2 separate regions of the Homo sapiens genome follow, and region 2 is linked to region 1. The links are chromatin loops, found by intact Hi-C in ENCODE. Cell type or tissue: endothelial cell of umbilical vein. All regions are shown on one strand. Each heading gives the region's core, and the rest is flanking DNA. Links, peaks and the distances in the headings are about the cores only. Region 1 has its middle 39 kb from the start of CLRN3. Region 2 has its middle 88 kb from the start of FOXI2.

Evidence for each region. Peaks named below come from ENCODE experiments on the same cell type or tissue, not always from the same donor. Only the 100,000 strongest peaks of a DNase experiment are listed, where the experiment ranks them.
Region 2: a loop joins it to region 1, with 17 times the contacts of the local background. A loop is called at or near these places in 5 of 110 quality-filtered maps.

What each region holds. Positions count from the first base shown.
Region 1 is chr10:127,849,006-127,859,027 of GRCh38, reverse strand. No RefSeq gene overlaps it. Among named protein-coding and RNA genes, the nearest start is that of CLRN3, 39 kb to the left of the region's middle. RefSeq lists a silencer at 4,859-4,938. In endothelial cell of umbilical vein, for the core only: a CTCF peak has its summit at 4,829 (motif pointing right); a DNase peak (open chromatin) is centred at 4,867.
Region 2 is chr10:127,644,290-127,654,311 of GRCh38, reverse strand. No RefSeq gene overlaps it. Among named protein-coding and RNA genes, the nearest start is that of FOXI2, 88 kb to the left of the region's middle. In endothelial cell of umbilical vein, for the core only: a CTCF peak has its summit at 4,421 (motif pointing left); no DNase peak of the experiment used is centred there.

The DNA.
Region 1 (10,022 bases), core at 1,109-9,108:
TATATATTGTGGAATGGCTAAATTAAGCTAATTAACATATGCATTACCTTACATGCTGGTTATTTTTATGGTGAGAACATTTAAAATGTACTCTCTCAGCAGTTTTTAAGAATATAATACATTGTTATTAACTACAGTCACCATGTAGCACAGTGGAGCTCCTGAACTTAGCTTCCGGTCTAACTGAAATTTGTTTTGTTGTTGTTGTGTTGTCCAGGCTGAAGTGCAGTGGTGCAATCTTGACTTACTGCAGCCTCAACCTCCTGGGCTAAAGTGATCCTCCTACCTCATCCTCCTGAGTAGCTGAGACTACAGGCGTGTGCCACCATACCCAGAGAATTTTTCTATTTTTTGTAGAGATGAGGTTTCACCATGTTGCCCAGGCCAGTCTTCAGCTCCTGGGCTCAGATGATCTGCCCACCTCAGCCTCCCAAAGTGCTGGGATTACAGATGTAATTTTGCATTTTTACCATCTCCTCTTATTTATTTGTATTTGTATTTTTAACCATCTCCTCTTATTTATTTTATTTTTTTACATAAAAGAAGTCTGGCCAGGTGCAGTGGCTCATGCCTGTAATCCCAGCACTTTGGGAGGCTGAAGTGGGTCGATCACCCAAGGTCAGGAGTTTGAGACCAGCCTGGCCAACATGGCGAAACCCCGCCTCTACTAAAAATACAAAAATTGGCCAAGCGTGGTGGTGCACGCCTGTAGTCCCAGCTCCTTGGGAGGCTGAGGCAGGAGAATCACTTGAACCCAGGAGCAGAGGTTGCAGTGAGCCAAGATCATGCCATTGCACTCCAGCCTGGTCAGTAGAGTGAGACTCCATTTCAAAAAAAAAAGAGAGAGGGAGAAAAAGGAAATCAAGATTACCGAATACGTGGAAGTCGAGTTCCTACCCCTTCTTGGTTCCATCCCCTTCCACCCTTGCCAAGGCCTTCACTATCCTGGATTTTGACCTTGAAGTCTGTGGTTAGAATGCTGTTCCATACGCCACTAAGTGTCTTTCTTGTGTTTCTCATTTAACCACCATATGAGCCCTGTAAGGCTGTACTGCTGCTATGTCCATTGGACAGATGAGCAAACCAAGGTCCAGGAAAATAAAAAATTGAGCCACCCAAGGTCTAAAAGCCAGACTGACTCCAGCCAACTGTGGCTGGATGCTGTTGTCTCACCTTTGTGTTATGAAGCCCTTTTTTCATCCTCTGTCTAGTTTTCCAACAAGGTTCTGTGGCTAAACCTCACAAATAATCGCATTAATCTGAGAATACTGTGCCAAAAAGAACATTGTGAATAACATTAATGGTGAATGTATTACACACAGAAATCTAAAAACACCTCTGGTGTTTTCTCAGAAACATTTTTACAGTTCTAAAGTAATTTTATAAATCTTGTTTAAAAGGTAAAGAATTACTATTCTGAAGAGCTTGAGCAGAAATCTAGATTTCTTAAGAACTCAACTAATTCTCACCTCCTTCATCTGCAAATGGCACAAGTTTTCCAACAAGTCTTGAAAATTTTACCTCTTTTGTCGACAAAGGATGAAAACCAGAGGTATGAAGAGGCTTTGCATTTCAGAAAGTCCATCATGGTAGAAAAAGAACCTTCGTTGAGGGAGAAACATTTGCCTCAGAAACAGGGATGAGTAAACAGATAGATTACTCTAGAAGCCCATCCATGGGGAGTCTCAGACTACTCCCACCCTGGGCACTACTCCTTTAAAAAGCACCTGCAGGGCCTCTGGGGTGAGCCACTGGCCCACCAGCATCTGCAAGGCACCATGGGAGACACAAAGGTGAATGAGAGATGGCCTTTGCCTTCAGTGCCATGTTACCTATGAACAGATGTTGACTTGCTTCTTTTTGGAAGCCTGCCCATAACAGTGAGAATTAGTAGGTTTTAGAGAACTCTTGTAGACAGGGCCTTGCTCTGTCACTCAGGCTGAAATGCAGTGGCACCATGTCAGCTCACTGCAGCCTCAACCTCTTGGGCTCAAGTCATCCTCCTGCCTCAGCCCCTCAAGTGGCTGGGTCTACAGGCGCGCACCACCATGCCTGGCTAACTTTTGTATTTTTTGTAGAGATGGGGTTTTGCTGTGTTGCCCCGGCTGGTCTCGAACTCCTGAGTTCAGGCAATCTGCCCGCCTCAGCCTCCCAAAGTGCTGGGATTACAGGCATGAGCCACCATGCCCGGCCTACCCTTGTATATTTGTCCAGGAAGAGACTCTTGAGTTAGCTGGTGTGTCCCAGGGCCTGTGTTCCACAGATGAGCCTGAGGCCGGGGAACGCCTGCCCCACTCAGGGGAACCTGGGGAGTGCTGTGCTGGTGTGGGCTGAATGACATCCCCTAGAAGGGAATGGTGAAGCCCCAATCCCTGGCACCTGTCAATGTGACCCTATTTGGAAACAGGGTCATTGCAGATATAATTAGTCGAGTTAAGATGGGATCATATTGGAGTAGGGTGGACCCCCAATTCAATGTGATGGTGTCTGCATAAGAGGAAGGAGATTTGGACATGAAGACGCATATAGAGGAGAGTGCTGAGTGAAGACAGACATTGGGAGGAAGAGGTGTGTGAAGACGAGGCAGAGTGCAGCGATGCCCCTCCAGCCAAGCAGCACCGGGGCTTGGCCCGAGGGGGAAGGAAGACTTCACCCCCAGAGGCTTCGGAGGGAGCATGGCCCTGCGGATGCCTTGGATTGGGACTTCTGGTCTTCGTGACTGTGACAAAGTAAACTTTTGTTGCTTGGAGCCTCCCAGGTTGTGACCTTTGCTAAGGCAGCCCAAGCAGACAAACACACTGACGCTTCCTGAAATTCTGGAGGCCGCTCCCCTGGGGGGCAGCGTTGCTTCCTTCTGTCAAATGTGGGGCCTGGACCTGGGCTTGCTGGGCCCCCTCCTGTTCTAGGCCACTACTCCTGCTCCAGAATCCCAGATCCTCCCTGCCTGTCCCGGCTGATTCATGATCCCAGCCTGGCTTCACCACAGGGCCTCTCAAAGAGCCCCGAGACCTGCTCCTGGGTTTCTGGAGCGCGGCCATCACAGATCCCTGCTGTGTCTGTCTGACAGGCTCCATCAGCAATAGGATACAAAAGTGAATCCTCAGCCTCCCCAACTTACCATGGGGCTAAATCCAGGGGGCCAGACAAGTGCCCAGGTCTGTGGGCCCTGGTCTGCTATTTCCAGGTCCCCAAGAGGCTAGTAGAAGGTGCTTGTTCCCTGGCCCCGAGGGAACCCTTGACCTCAGCCAGCTCCAGCCCCTGCAGGAGCCATCTCCATGCCTCTAGACCCCCAGTAGACACCCTCCTTCCAGGATCTGACTCCGGTTGTTAGCCTGGGCCCCCAGGATGAGGACAGTGTAAGGAGCCAGGAGGTTGGGACCAGACTGGCCTCCTAGCCTAGCTGAAGAGATGGGTCCTGGCCTTATGAGCTCCCATATGACTGGAAGCTTCCCCAACCCTGGAACCACAGACAGTTCCTGGGCTCTGGTCCTCTCAGCCCAGTGGTGCAGGGGCGGCCCATCCTGAGAGTTCCTGCGGGGAAGAGGGGCCTGTGGGGACAAGGGGATGCTACAGTGAGTGACTTTGAGGACAAGGACACACACAAGCACAGCCCTTTCGGCCACCCCATGGGCCCTGGGTTGCCAGGAGCCTTACCAAGCCCCAGCTTGCCTGGTCCCCACCTCCATGAGGCCACGAGCCAGCCTGGCCGCCCTGGAGCTAGTGCTGGAGCCCATCACGGGATCTGCTATCCCACCATGCAGCAAGAAGAGGAACTGAGAGCCAAGACACTTTTAGAGCCATTTGACCGAGTGTCTGCCTGTTGAATCTAATGATGTAATTTGCATATCTTTATTTTCATTTTCTAGGGGTTGGGAGCTGTGATCAGCACAGGCTGCTTGGCCAGGAGGAATGACTGCAGGGTGGGCAGACACAGGTTGGTACTCAGTGGAGACCTGAGTGAATGAATGAATCAGAGCTGGGGAGGACGGGGGGCATGGGAGGGAACTGCCGTTGTCAGAGAAAGCCCAACACAGACCTTCCTTTCCCTGGGATCATCCCTGGGGTCACCAAACCTCCCCCGTACACCTGAGGAGAGACCACCTGAGTCACAGCCCGCAGAGCTCCGGCCAAAGAGCTGGGATGGATGGGCTGGAGCCAGTGGACTTGGCTCAGGGTCTAATTTCCTAGTCGTGACCACTATCCCCTCCTCTACGCTGAGCCTCAGTTTCCCAATCTGTAAACCGAAGGGGATGCTCTAGACCAGGGATCCACAAATCATTAACCTCTGGGCCAAATCTAGCCAACTGCCTCTTTTTGCAAATGATGTTTTGTTGGAATGTGGCCATGCCCATTCACTTGCTGCTGTCTGCAGCTGCCTTTGCGTCACAATGACAGGGCTGTGTAGGTGTGGCTGGGAGCTTATGGCCCACAAAGCCATGCGTATGCACCACCTGGCCCTTTACAGCAAGGCTGGCCAGCCCGACCTTCCACGAGCGTTTCTCAGCGGAAGCAGTGTCACCTCTGAGTGGGTATTTAAGAAATTGCTTCTGGTGAGTGTAGGTCAAGCTCATTGCAAGACAAGTTCCATGCTATAAAAGCTACTTTTCTTTAAGTTCTTATACTTCCACTTTATATTAAAGTTAAGACATTATGTTTATCTTTTGCGATTTGGAGCATAGATAGGTGATCATCTGTATGGGTTTCATTACAGGGCATTAGAGAGCGTCTGTTAGAAGAGCAGGGCATTGATTTTGATGCAATGAGGCAGTTTCTTTAGAGGGCCCACGAGGCCCTAGATTCCGCATCAGCTTTAAGTGGCAAAGCCACACAGCTATTTCAAGAGCACAGCACTAGAGGGCAGCATAAGCCCATGAGTGCAACGCCAGAGCTCTGCGCCCTGGGCACCGCCGCTTCCCGAAGGCTGCAGGACTGGGGAAGGCTTGTGCCACCAGGACCTGAGCACTCAGCAGGAGTGTCAGGCCTCTGGGCCTGGGTCAGAGCTGATGGAGAGACCGTTCCAGCATGTGAGACGCTGGAGGGAACTGAAACCCACCTGCTGCACATGCATACTTCCCCGGTGGTTTTGGAAATGCTCTTGTTGTCAAAGATGTCCCTTCACACGGGGCTCTGCCTTCCCCACTGCCCTCCTGCACAGGCACAGCACATGTGTGCACACTAAGACTTCCAGGAATCTGTCCATCTAGCTGAACTGATTTTTCCCCCCAATTTATTCGACATTAGGATCTTTCGTGCGAGCCCGCGTGTGTGTCTAAACTTAGCCACATCAGGAAGCTGACACTGGTAAGTGATGACTTAACATTGTGGGAGATGTCCTTCTACACACCTGTGGGTTCCATGGATTCAGCCAACTTCGGATTAAAAAACAGTTTTATGTTTCTTTGTTTTTTTTTGTTTTTTGTTTTTTTTGACGGGTTTTGTTCTGTCACCCAGGCTGGAGTGCAGTGGTGTGATCACGGCTTACTGCATCCTAGACCTCTGGGTCATGCAATCCTCCTGACTCAGCCTCCCGTGTAGCTGAGGTCACTGGTGCCCGACCCCACATCCAGCGTTTTTTTTTTTTTTTTGTAGAGATGGGGTCTTACTTTGTCTCCCAGGCTAGTCTCCAACTCCTAGGGTCTAGTGACCCAGCCTCCCAAAATGCTGGGATTATAGGCGTAAGCCACTGCACCCTGCCAGGATAAAAAATACTTTAAAAAACAATAAAAATCACAATACAACAATGAAAAATAATACCAATTCTAAAAAGACAGTATAACAACCATTTACTTGGCATTTGCATTGTATTAGATATATATAAGTAATCTAGAGATGATTTAAAGTACACAAGAGGATTGTGTAAGTTCTATGCAAATACGACACTATTTTATATCAGGGACTTGAGCATCTGCAGATTTTGTTACCATGGGGGTCTTGGAACCAATCCCCCTCGGATACCAAGGAATGACTGCATATATATATATATTTTAAGTTGGGATTCTTGTTCATTTTCAAACCATCTTTGCTAATATGGCAGTTGGCTTCCCTGGGCAGGAGGGAGCATGCCATGTGCAGACAGCATGCCCCTCCCCTACACAGGAAAGAGGGCCTGTGTGCACGGAACTGCATCCGTCTCTAAGGGGAGAGCGGGGCTCCTGGATCCTAGACACTCTGACACAGCATCCATCACACTTGTGGGCCGGTTTGCTTCTCCTGATCTCTAAGTCTCTCTCAGGCTCCCTCTTGTCCGGGGACACTGTGACAAAAGCAGCTGGAATGTTCAGGATTAACAAGACAGTCTTATTTAAGAAACAGATGCAGAGCACCCTGAAACCCCTGGCAGTGCCCGCGTTGCCATGGCTTTTCCACTCAGCGTGGAAGACCATGAGTCGTGCATCTCCCTGCTGGACCATGGCTTCTGGAGATGGAGGATGGCAGGGCCAGGTGTGATGTTGTCCTCCTGTCCAGCTCCTCCTGCATTGTAGGATGTCTGTCATAACCTGGTCTTAGAAGCCAAGAAGAAATGCAAACCTGTCCCAATAGGCCTCGCTTTGGCAACAGCCAGTGAACAGGTAGATTAACGTCACCACTCAGGCCATTTGGTCACCTGCTCACCAAGGTGCCACCACCACTGACACCAGGCTTATGAGGGTTTCCATCCCCATTTATGATGCTACCAGGAAGCTGATTTTAGCCACAGCCATTTAAAAAAACAAAACCTGTTGTGTCCTTGTAGATCCAAAGTGTTGGAAATCTTCCCTTTTTCCCCCAGCCTCGCCCACCTACCATTTCAATGTAACCTCCCAAATTCTTCCACAGAGCATTGTTGAAGGCTCTGAGAATCTTTCAACCTCCTCCACAAAGCCCTCCAGGGCCCCCGTCACAGCATTCCCTTGGCATTTTATTTGTGGCTCTTGGACACCGTTGTCCCCACCCTTCATGACAGGCCGGGGACTCCTGGCACTGGATCCTTTTTGCGTAAAGTAAGCTGATTGAATTAAGCACGCATCACTGAAATGCTTTGCTTTCCATGGAACCACACTGCCTCTGAATGAGAATCTGCTGCTCTTTAAATGCTCACCGACCCGCCGTCAACGAGCTGTTGTGAGGTTCTACCAGGAATCGGAGGCGTTATGCACAGACCTCCTTTCCAGCCTCTCCTCCCTGCCCCTTGTGGTCAATGCTGCTTTGGATGCTCCCATTTCCTGGGGGCCCGGAGATCCCGCTCACCTAGAGGGGATGGGCCCTGCTGGCTCTTCTCTGTGTCCTGCCTGGCCCTGCCATCCTCCTTCTAGCTGCAGAAGAGGGGAGTCTGGGGACTAGGGCCTGCCTCCTTCCCCTGGGGCACAGCTTCTGCCAGGCACAGCGCCATCCCCCAGGTCACACCAGTTCTTGGATGTCCCCATCAAAGCCTCTTGTTCCTCCTCTGGAAAAACTCTAAGTGGAAATTATAAAAAGTTCTCCAGAAGGTCTAGTCAGAAAAGTCTTGAAAAGACGAGCGGTCCCTAGAACTCCAGGCCAACCCCAATCTCTCTGACCTCCCTCCTCTTGTCCTCTTCCCTAAAACCACAGCCTCTCCCCTCTACTGGCACCTCTTGTCCCCATGAAGCATCCTCTGGGCCCCTCCTCAAGGCAAACACATCAAGGAGTTGCCTGGGGCACCTGCCTTCTTCTCTGCTGTTCCACCCCACTGGGTGGCACCCGATGTGCTCCTGCTTTCAGCTGCCCTTCCCGCAGACGCTGCTCCTGCACAAGGCTCCAGGGGCCTCCCAGTCACAGCCTCTCCCCAGGCAGTGCCAGCTCCACCTCACCTGACCTCTCGGGCCCAGACCCATCCCTCTGCCTTGGCCTCCTCTGGCCCGAGCCGCCCAGCACTTTGCCCAGGTGGCCTTCCTGGCACCCTGCCTCTCCCTCCTTCTCCACGGTTGGACCCGAGCTTCACTGCTAGTCGCAGCCCATGGGGTGCTGCCTGGGGTGGCCGCTCTGGAGGCCCTGGCTGTCCCTCTTGGTCTTTCACTATGGGCCCCCCACCCTGAGACAAGTGACCTCCCACCCAGGGGAGGCTGGTCCCTCCTCCTAGCCAAGTCCCACTGTTGTCTTGTGGCCAGAAAAGGAAAGGAAGTGGCCCCCAAGTCAGCAGTGGGGGTTTATGGACCACATTTGTAATTAACTTGAAAAACAACGCATGAGCTGAACGCCTGGTCTGGTGCTTGTCCTGGGTTTTGAATGTTCTCTTCACCTGTCTCAGAGAGTGACATTTATACAAACTTCTTTCTTCTGTGTCCTTATGAACAGTATCCAAAATGGGACCTTAGGTCTGCCTCATCTGAAGCATTCGCAGGCCAACGAAGCCATCTGCGCGCAGGCCCAGGTGTGTCTTGCAAGGCGGCAGCAGCCCTGCCTCTGGCTGTCAGCTTTGCCCTGGTGGGAGGGATTCATTTCTCTCTCCATCTAGTGAGTTCCCACTCAGTTCATCGCCTTTGAAAAACAAGCTCCCTGGCAGTGGGGCTTTTAGATTGAGATGTAAAAGTTAATTGTTTTATTGAACTTTAAAGAAAAGAACAACCACCACCAGCTAACAGGAAGCGCTTAGGAGTTGCTTGCTAATTTATTCTTATAACGAGTTTTGATTAGATATTGATTGTCACGGGCTCCAGGGGGAACCTCCATTCGGCCCCTCTGGAGGGTGGATGGAGTCAAGACTACATGCACTTCTCATTTTGTAATTAATTCATTTTTTAAAAGAAAGCAATCAGGAAGAATCTCATGAAGCTGGAAATCTCCCCAAACAAAATATTCCCAAAGGCTTTGCCAGGCTTTCTGGTACTGAGTGGGGCAGCTGCTGGTGCTCAGCGCAGGCATTAGGTTAATAGAGTCGTGCTTAATCCTTCTTACACTGGAAACTTGTTTGTATTCTGAGCAAAGGACTTCCTTCCCTAACCTCTAAGGGGAAGGATTCGCCTCGTTCCTTCCCACCTTCTTCCCCTTTGATGGGATTACCGCAGCTTGGGAAGGATTCATTTCACCTAGCCGGCTCTGACGGATGGCCTTTTTGCAGGGCCAATTCAGAAACATCCATGGCCGGAGGGAAAAGCTCACATTTCTTCTTGAACAATTATTCCTCACAGGTTCCATTTCAGTCCTTTTTCAATAGAGATTTTCCATACATTTCCAGCTCTCAGATTCTCTCAGTAAGATGATCGTTCTTTCAAACAGAACTCTAAGAAAGAAGGCAGATTCTTTTTTTTTTTTTTTTGGTGTCCTTCATTTTGTTAAATGTGCATTTTTGATCTATCTGAATTAACACAAGGGGGTTAATTCCGTACCAACTACCAGAAAGGAGCCAATATTGTGGCATGGCAGAAGCTTGTACTGTCAAGTTGCCCGTGGGAATGGGAATGGGAATGGGAAGAGTTGATGTATTTTTCACCATCTTCTGCATAGGGTGTAACCTGAAGGTCCCTGTGCTGGCCCTGGGAAGGGGCGCGAGGGCTTGTCCCTTCAGGGACTTTGCTCCCCCCTCGGTCTCCCCCAGGGCCTTCCTCCTTGCCTGCCAGGGACCCTCCTCATGCCCCTTGTCCGTGCCTCCCCAGCTGCTCTCTATCCCATGGCCCCCTTTTCAATGTATGCCAGGCACTTTATGTTTTGGTTTGTCCAGTCTCTGTCCGCACCCTCTTTCTCTAAAATCTAAGTGCCCTGAGGGCAGGCCCAGAGCTGAATATACCCCCAAACAGCCCCCGGCCCATTGGCAGCCACAAATGTCTGTTGAGCAAGCGAGTGGTGGGTGAGAGCAGATTGCTGGTGCGCTGGCTGTGGACCCTGGAGAGTTCTTTGGCATCTATAAGCCCCGGTCCATTCCCCAGGTAACAGGGGACTGCTTTTTTTATTTTTTATTTATTTATTATTATAATTTTTTTTTTTTGAGACTGAGTCTCTCTCTGTCGCCCAGGCTGGAGTGCGGTGGCGCGATCTCGGCTCCCTGCAAGCTCCGCCTCCCGGGTTCACGCCATTCTCCTGCCTCAGAC
Region 2 (10,022 bases), core at 665-8,664, 200 kb after region 1:
AGTCAGCCATCCAGGTCTTAGTCTTGCCTGGCCTGGTGTGAATGTTGGGTAAACTGTTGTAACCAGCCCAGGTCTTAGTGTAGACATTTGCTAAATGAAGGCATTGGACAGATCGAGCTCCAGGATCCCTTCTAGCTTTAATATTCTTGGGCTCCACTAACTGAAGAAGAGATCTGGGTTTAGACTACATTGGACTACATTAGACTATAAAAGAACTACACTAACTTTGGGATGAGACAAATATGATCTCCCATCTTTGATGTGTCCTATGAACTCAAATAATAAAAGCTACCATTTGCTGAGCTCCTACTATGCACTCTGTACTTGACATTCACCATTCTGTTTAACGTTAACATCAACTTTACAAAATAAATGGCAAGGTGCAGTGGCTCATGCCTGTAATCCCAGCACTTTGGGTGGCCAAGGTGGGAGAATCTCTTAAGGCCAGGAGTTCAAGACAAAAATAGATGGCAATCTGCTCATTTTTCAAAGGGGAATTGTAAAGTTTGAAATGGGAATGAGGATGGCAGGTGTCAGAAAAAGGACTTGAACTCTAGGCCCAGTCAATGACAATGGCCCTGATTTTCCCCTGCAAGCAACTTGCACTTTCCCCTGCCTGATGTAGACTATGTGCTGCTGCGTAAAAAGCCACCTCAAAACTCAATGGCTTATGACTTCTATGAGTAAGGAATCCAGGAGTGAATCTGTGGACTCTTCTGACTTGGGATCTTCCATGTGATTCAGTTAGAGGTTGGCTGGGACCGCAGTCATCTGACGGCCTGACCAGGGCTGGAGGAGGTGTGCTCCCATGGGCAGCAATCTGGTGCTGGCTGTTGGTGGGAGGCCTCAGTCCTTTCCCCATGGGCCTCTCCACAGGGCTGCTGAGTGCCTTCACAGCATGGCCTCTGTCTTCCCTCAGAACAAGGGATCTAAGAGCAAGAAAGCCAGGCAGAAGGCATATTCACAATGACCTATCCTTGAAAATTACATAGTATCACTTCCACCACATTCTACTTAGTAAATGTGAGGCATGAAGTTTGGTCCACATTCAAGGAGAGAAAAATTAGACTCCAGCATTTAAATTAGGGGGGGTGTCAAAAGAATAAATATATATTTTTTAATTCAATATTTTTCTAGTATTTTTTAAATTGTGGTTAAACAAACCCCACATAACATAAAACTGACCATCTTAACTATTTTTGAGTGTATAATTCAATAGTGTTAAGTATATTCCCATTGTTGTATAATAGATTTCCAGAATTTTTTCATCTTACAAAACTGAAACTCTGCAAGTGAGCACAGGTAGACTCAATTAACAAAAGCTAAGAAACAGAGGGTGGCATTGTTGTTTCACTCACTTTTATGACTCCAATGTGACAACAGGGTGTGATCCATGCAAGAGCTCAGAAAACATGTGCTAAGTGAATAGTAAAAGTCAGACAGAAAGGAGATGAGAGGTGCTGAATCCAGAAAGCTGAAACTGTATCTCACATCTCACTCACACTGCATCCCTTCCTCACCCCAGCATGCAGCAAAGGGGCCCACGTGGTCCTTTGTAAATATTGGAAGCAATTAACTAGATGATGTTAGCCATGGCCACTTGAATCCTTTGGTCTTAAAATCTTTGATATGGTTTGACTGTGTCCCCAACCAAATCTCATCTTGAATTGGAGCTCCCATAATTCCCAAGTGTTGTGGGAGGAACCCCACAGGAGATAATTGAATCATGGGGGCAGTTCCCCCATACTGTTCTCTTGGTAGTGAATAAGTCTCACGAGATCTGATGGTTTTATAAGGGGTTTCCCTTCACTTGGCTCTCATTCTCTCTTGCCTCCCACTACGTAAGAATCCCTTGCTCTTCAGCCATGATTGTGAGGCCTCCCCAGGCATGTGGAACTGTGAGTCCATTAAACCTCTTTCCTTTATAAATTACCCAGTTTATAAAAAACCGAAGTATGTGTCTATTAGCAGCCTGAGAACCGACTAATACAATATTTTTTTTAAAAACTGTATGTAAACAACAACCAAATAATGTATGAAAAAAGGGCAGATTTAGCTTCAAATATAAGATGCCAGAGTTTATGACTTGATGTGCAAACTTAGTATCCATTATAATATATTTTGCCATGTTCTATGTACTTGCCCCTAAACAAAATTGAGATTCAAAGCTGCAGTTTTAAACAATAGCCATATTTTCAGGTTACCAAAAGAAGAATCAGAGATCAGTGTTTACAACTGGTGTAAAATGGATATTCCCTCATATGTGCATATTTCATGTAAAGGTTTTGTAAGTATTCTGTCTCTGTGATTCAGAGTTATTTATTTCCAGGGTTTACATTTGAAAGTAACGTTTCTATCTACTGTAAGGTAGATTTATATCTAGAGAAGTATATTTTTCACAGGGTTCATTTATTAGGCTGTAATGTATTATATAATGCACACAGAGAGAGAGAAAGAGAGAGACTGATTTTTGGTAAAAGCTTAAAAACAACCAAAAATATCCTTTTAAATGTCTCCATTTTTCTCAAATATTTTTGAGTTTATCATCTAGTTTTAAAAAATTCAGATAAACAGTAGACAGTTCATGGTACTTTAAACCTGTCAGTTGACCATAAAATAAATTGTATTTAGTAAATTTCAAATTGCTTATTTTGTATGTTTGTAAGTGATACATTGTTTCAGTGAAAACAATTATTCTTAACAAAACGAGCAGACCAAACATTCCATATGAGCACATTGGATTAGATTGTTAGAACCAGCTCCACAACAGTCATACCCAGTCATGTAACATGGGACATTCCCATCATGAAGATAAAGCACATCCTCCAGGTCCTAAAGCCTCAATGGGGTGTGCATTTGACAGCATCCCACACCAGTGATTCCCAGCGTGCTAACATCCCGAGGAAGAAAACAACAGGTTCCGAACTCAGGTATCTCAGGAGCCTGCTAAGGGCTGCTTTTGCTTCTAGAATAAGAGCTTCTAAGTGTTATTATAATTATTTTTATGCATAAACTCCCCAACCTCATATTTCAAACACTTTTTTAAAGGCATTCAGTAAGGAAAGGAAATAAATATGAGGATTATTTAACACTCTTTAAGTGGTACTAAAATATAGTCCCTTAAGCATTTAATACAGCAAGCAATTTAGCATGGAATGAATAGAACAGCCTGAAAAAAAAAAGTGGGACATTTTTTGACAAGGTGAGCATTCCCATGCCCCAAAGAAAGGTTATATAAAACAAAAGCTTCTAAAAATGTGAAGTGCAGTCAATCCACTTGGGTCGTACTTGTCTCACTTGACGCTGTGTCCTATAAATTTCTAAAATATCAGAGAAAATGATGGGTTTTGGTTTGATATAGGTCAGTTTTCTATTCTCTCTCTCCCTCTCTCCTTTCCTAAACATACTACATATTTTTCAAAATAAAAGTAATATAAGCATATTTAATTAAAAATTGAAAATACTGAAAACCACCCAAAGTCATATGACCCTAACAAAAGACCTAACCCAACTTTGGAATATTTCTCTCACTTCTTTCCCTTGTTGCCTAGATTAAAACAAACCAACAATCAAACAAACACACACACTCTTAATTATAAGTTTTCAGGATTGCATAAGAGTTTATTCAGGCCGGCTGCGGTGGCTCACACCTATAATCCCAGTACTTTGGGAGGCCAAGGTGGGTGGATCACTTAAGACCAGGAGTTCAAGACCAGCCTGGCCAACATGGTGAAACCCTGTCTCTCCTAAAAACACAAAAATTAGCCAGGTGGGGTGGTGCACGCCTGTAGTCCCAGATACTTGGGAGGCTGAGATGGGAGAATCACTTGAAGCCGGGAGGCAGAGGTTACAGTGAGCCGAGATCGCGCCACCGCACTCCTGGGCGACAGAGTGAGCCTAGGCGACAGAGTGAGACCCTGTCTCAAAAAAAAAAAAAATTATTCAATTCTCCCCACACTGCTCAGCCTATAAATTATTTTTAGTTTTTCTAAATTATGAATAATGCTGTATTGTATATCTTTATGGACACAGGTTCTCTTCCTCTCTCCCCCTCATCCATATTTAGAATTGTTACTTTGGGCTAAATTTCAAGTAGAATTATAGAGTCAAGGAGTATGAACATTTAAAATTAAAACAATGCATGAGTATGCTCATGGCACCTCACCCTCACCAGCAGAAGAAAATATAAGTGTCCCCTTATTTTAATGGTGCTAAATGGAGCCCATTCATTTAGTATACTTTTATTAATTATCTGCTAGCAACCATGGTTGCTGTCCTTGAGGGACTTACTATCTAATATGCTGGAGACAGGAAGCTTCTAGAAGGGTATCGGGGTGGCCTCCTGGTAATTCAGGTGTGAGCCTCCCTTCTCCCCTCCAAGGGAACCCTTCCCAAACCCGCAGGGCTGAGTAGGGAGCTCTGGCTTGTTTTCTGTCTCAAGGCTGCCCCCTACTGAATGGTCAGCTTGTGGATTTTCTCACTGTTCCCAGATCTATTGAGGAAGAGGAAGGGGAACGGAGCACCAACTCCTGTAGTCAGAAGAGGACATAGATTCTCCCGGCTGTATTCCTTTGCAGTGTTGCAGCAGTCCAGCTGCCTGCGCAGCACACAAACTCACCTATGAGCGGGTGCATCCCTCTCCAAACCAGTTCCTCATTTTTTAGAATAATCCAGTGCAGATGCAGTTTGAGAAGGAGTTGGCTTCCTTTCCTTGGCCCCACTGTTCTATAGAGCGGTGTTTGCTTCTTTCCTGACTTTCCCACCAGCTGCCTAAGCAAAGAAGGTAAGGGACAGTGCTGCACAGATGTGGAAGGAGGATGAAGTTGATCCAAATTTATTGACATGAGGTTACTGAACACAGATTCTGCATTTCATGTTGCAGTTCAGGGAAGTAGAAGAGGCTCTAAAAGTTTGTTTGCTTGGTTGGCTGAAGTGTGGACCAGAACCGGCCCACAGTGAGTGAGTTAGAAGTGCAGGAGCTGTCTTGAGTTAGTGTGGAGGAAGGAATTCAAAGGCTTAGAGAGACTGGAATACTAGCATGGACTTGTCACTTAAGTTCTATTCACACCGGGAGGATCCAGAAAACACACCTCTCACCACAAGTATAAGAAATAAATTTGTGAGGGGAGCCCTGGCATCTTTGCAGAGCTCTGTGATCGCTCTTCTCTGCAGGCCAGACCTCACAGCAGAAACTGCAGTCACTGAGCTGGGAAACTCACACAAGGGAGTAATTGGATCCTGGGTGGCAGGAGCACTCAACCCCAAAAGGCAGGTGGGCGTAGTGACTATAGGGGATAGCAGCATTCCAGCAGCAGTCAGAATACAGCAGTCTGACTAGAGCAGACCTTTGGCATTGGCAAATTGATCCACCATGGTGATCCTAAATGAAATAGATATAGGAAGCCTACTAAATTCCTACTTGATCTGTATAAACAGAAAAGTTCTAGGTCAAGTGAATAAACGTCTAATTCAAATCATAAAAAACAGAGTCATGGCCCCTCAATTAATCCCCAGACTTGAGCCAGTTTACAGACCCAAAACCCCTTGAATAAAAAGGAGGCTGTGTCCCTTGGAGGAAGGACCCAGGTACACTGCCAAAAACTGATACTGTTCAACTTTGGCCTTTTACCAGGGTAGCTGTGCATTGGGGAAGAGGAAATAGACAGGTTTATCAGAGGCTGCCGGACACGGGTTCTGAACTGACATTAATTCCAGGAGATCCAAAAAGTCACTGTGGCCCACCAGTCAGAGTAGGGGCTCATGGAGGGCAGGTGATTGATGGAGTTTTAGCTCAGATTTGTCTCAAAGGGGACCCATTGGGTCCTCAAACCCATCCTGTGCTCGTGTCTCCAGTTCAAGAATACATAATTGAGACTGAGACACCCAACAGCTGGCAGAATTCCCACAGCATGGGCTTGGAAATCACTGTGGGCTTTGGGTGACCTTGGGCAAGTTCCCTAACTTCTCTTAGCTTGTCATCTGTAAGATGAGTACACCCATCAGGTCCACCTCACCAGTGTGTTGTGAGGAGCAGGTGCATTAAGATATGGATAGCTTTCAGCCAAGACTTGTTTCAACCACCCACGTCCCCCATGGAGCCTTCTGAAACGAATCCTAAACATATCCTTGTATCCATAAAAATGCCAGCATGTGTCACTAAAAACTAAACTATCTCCTTAAAATATATGACCACAGTACCATTATCATCTTTTAAAAATTAATAATAATTCCTTAATATCAAATATCCAAAGTTTGAATTTATTAATTGGTTCATAATTATTTTAAAGTTTTTTGTTTGAATCAAGATTTGTGGAGGGACCATAGATAGCAGTTCATTGATAAATCTCTTAATTCATAAGTCTCTCTCTCTCTTCTATGCAACTTATTTGTTGAAGAAACAGAATCATTTGCCCTGCAGACCTTCCCTCAGTCTAGATTGTGATGACTGCATCCCCATTTCATAGTTTAATATTTCCTGTGTCCATTGTATTCCCTGAAAAGGTATGGTTAGGGCTAGAGGCCTAGTCAGATTATGGTTCAGTTTAAAATATGTATATATAGTCCATGTTTTACTACCAACTGAATCATTTTTTATGCTTATATTATCTCAAATTTGGCCAGTGGGAGTTCCTTGAGGCTGATTCTTGTGCCATTATTTTCTCTCAGTTTTATTGAGGTGTAATACATGTATGATAAAATGCATCCATTGTAAGTGCACAATGTGATGAGATTTAGCAGATGTATCTACCTATAAAGCCACTGCCATAATCAAGATATAGAATATTTCCATCAGGAGCAAACTTTTCCTTCTGTTCCTTTGAAATCCATTTCTCCTCCCTCCTCTGCCCCCAGGCAACCACTGATCTCGTTTCTGTAGCATGGATTTGTTTGATTTTTCTTGAACTTTTTATACATTGAGTAATATAGTAATATTCTTTTGTGTCTGGTTTCTTTCGCTGCATGTAATGCTTTTGAGATTCACCATATTGTTCCATGTAACAATGGTTTATTCCTTTTTATTGCTCTGTGGTATTACATTGTATAGATATGTCACAGTTGGTTCATCCATTTGTCCATGGATGGGTACTTGGGTGCTTTCCACTTTTTGCCTATTACGAATAAATCTTCTAGGAACACTTGTGTACAAGTTTTATGTGGATATATGTTTTCACTTCTCTTGGGTAAATACCTACGTTCAAAATGGTTATGTTATAGAGTTTGTTTAACTTTTTAGGAAACAGCCCAACAGTTTTCCAAAGTGGCTATACAAATATATATTCCCACCAGCAATATATGACATTCCAGTTGCTACACATCCTTTCCAGCACTTGGTTTTCAGTGTTTTGAATTTTAGCGATGCTACAGGTGTGTACTGGCATCTCATTTCCCTGATGACTATTCCTACCAAGCTTCTTTTCAAGTCCTTATCTTCTTTGGTAAAATATGTGCTCAAAGCTTTTGCTCATTTTATTTAGGATTTATTTATGTCTTTATTGTTAAATTTTAAGAGTTCTGAATATATTTTAAATACTTGTATTTAACAGATATATATATGTATATATGTAATATGTGTAACATTATATATAATGTATATTTTATAATGTGTATATATATGTCTATCTGTCAAAAGAGTTGTATTCTCTTTTTCTTTACTGCGCTCTCTCTCTCTCTATATATATATATATATAGTATTCAGTAAGTAATATTTTCTCCCATTATATGATTTGACTTGTTGTTTTCTTAGAAATGTCTTAGATACTAAAAATTTTTAAATTTGATAATGGTCAATTTGTAACATTTTTCTTTATTTTCTTTATTTCTAAATTTTTGTGACCTAGCTAAGAAATATTTTCCTAAACCAAGGCCACAAAACTCCCCCTGTGTTTTCTTCTAGAAGTTTTAGATTTTATATTTAAATCTCTGACTCATTTCAAGTTCAGTTTCATAAGCGGTCTGAGTAGAGTTGATGCTCATTTTTTTTCTATACGGATATCCCATAGTTACAGCACCATTTGCTGAAAAGATTTTCCTTTCCCCCCAAAATTGCCTTGGTAACTGTCAGGAATCTACAGACCACACAGGTGAGGGTTTGCGTCTGGCCCTATTGGTTTCCATTGATCTGTGTGTCTATCCCTTTGCCAATGTCAAACTGTTCTTACAACTGTAACTTTATAGTAAGTACCCTATCATGTACTTTAACTTTCCAACTTTGTTATTCTTTTAAAAATTGCTTTGGTAATTCTAGCTCATTTCCATATAAATTTTATAAACAGCTTTTTCTCAAAAAAATTTAAAAAAAAACAGGTCTGCTGGAATTTCGATAGGGATGACACTGACTCTATAAACTATGTCCTAGAGAAGTAACATCTTAATAATAGTAAATCTCCCTAGCTGAACTAGGTTTATCTCTCCATTTCTTTAGGTCTTCTTTAATTTCTCCCAGCAATGTTTTGTAGTTTTCAATGAAAAGGTTTTGCATATATTTTCTTAAATTTATTCCTAAGTATATTTTCCTTTTGATTCCTCCATAAATAGAATGATGTTTCAAATTTTCTTTTTAGTCCTTTTCTGTATCCTTTTAGCATGCTCCCTTACTTTAAATGTTTGATTGATAGTTTTTCTGACAGAGTGAGAGGTACTTTTCCTGTCCCAGGCCTGGAATGAAATTATCTTTTTCTGAGAGTAACTCTGGTTTCTCTTTAGTGGAGAATGGCATTTTGACTCTAGAATATGTCCCACTAATGTGTACAGCGCATGTGTTGAGTTCAAAAGTCAATTGAAGTCATATCTGTGTGGTTATTTTACTCTTTTAATACAATGCCGGGTTTATTTGATTCCATTTATTTCCAATTTTAAGGTTTGATTTTGTCTATTGATTTAATTTCAGTTTTTTAATATTGACAGCTCAGAAGCCCAATTATATGCTCTTAAAGAAGTCTCGCTTCCCCATGACTTCCACTATTTCTCATACAGGGATTATTTTTATTAGCCTCTGCGTTTTCCTTCTGAAAGTGTTTCTTTTTGCAGTTATGGCTTCCTATTTCCCCACCTTTCTTTTACAACTTTAGCACCATACATACACTGTTCTGCATCTTGCTTTTATCACTTAAAAATATATCCTGGTGATTATTAGATATAAGTATATAGTCATCCCTCAATATCTATGGAGAATTAGTTCCAGGACCTCACATGGACACCAAAGTCTGTGGGTGCTCAAGTCTGTGATATAAAACAGCTTAGTATTCGCATATAACCTATACACTTTCTTCCATGATTACTTACAATGCCTAATGTAAGTGCTATGTAAGTAGTTGTTATGCTGTATAGTTTAGAGAATAATTATAAGAAAAGGTCTGTAAGTGTTCAGAATGGATGTAATTTAAAACTATATATATATATATATATACAGTTTTTTTTAATCCATGGTTGGTTTTATCTATGGATACAGATCCAGATCTAGAAGGCCAACTGTATAGGTGACTTTCTCATTCATTTCTACAGCTATATAATACTTCTTTGGATGGGTATACTGGGAGGTTTTCAACCAGCATCTTGCTGAGGAACCTCTGTGTTGTCTTACATCTGTAGCTATTACAAAGAATGCCATGATGAATAACTTTAGGTATAGGATGTTTTGCATTTGTAGACATATCTCTTCAAGGTAGATTCCTACAAGAGGGATTGTTGAGACACAGGTAAATGTGTATATAATTTTGTTAGATATTGCCTAATGTACTTAATAGGCTTTCCACAATTTTGTACTTCCATTAGCAATATGTAAAAATGTCTATTTCCCAATAGCCTCACCAAGAAAAACAATGATCCCTTTAGATATACCTAGAATATCTCCTGGGACCACCACATTTTTCAAGGTACACAGAGTAAAGCCTGAAGATACAAGTTGTGGTTAAAATAAATTGATGTGGATTATTCAATGAGAGAGTGTCGTGTCTGGTCTGTTTGTGCTGCTGTAACAAAATACCCAAGGCTGAGTAATTTATAAACAATAGAAATGTATTTCT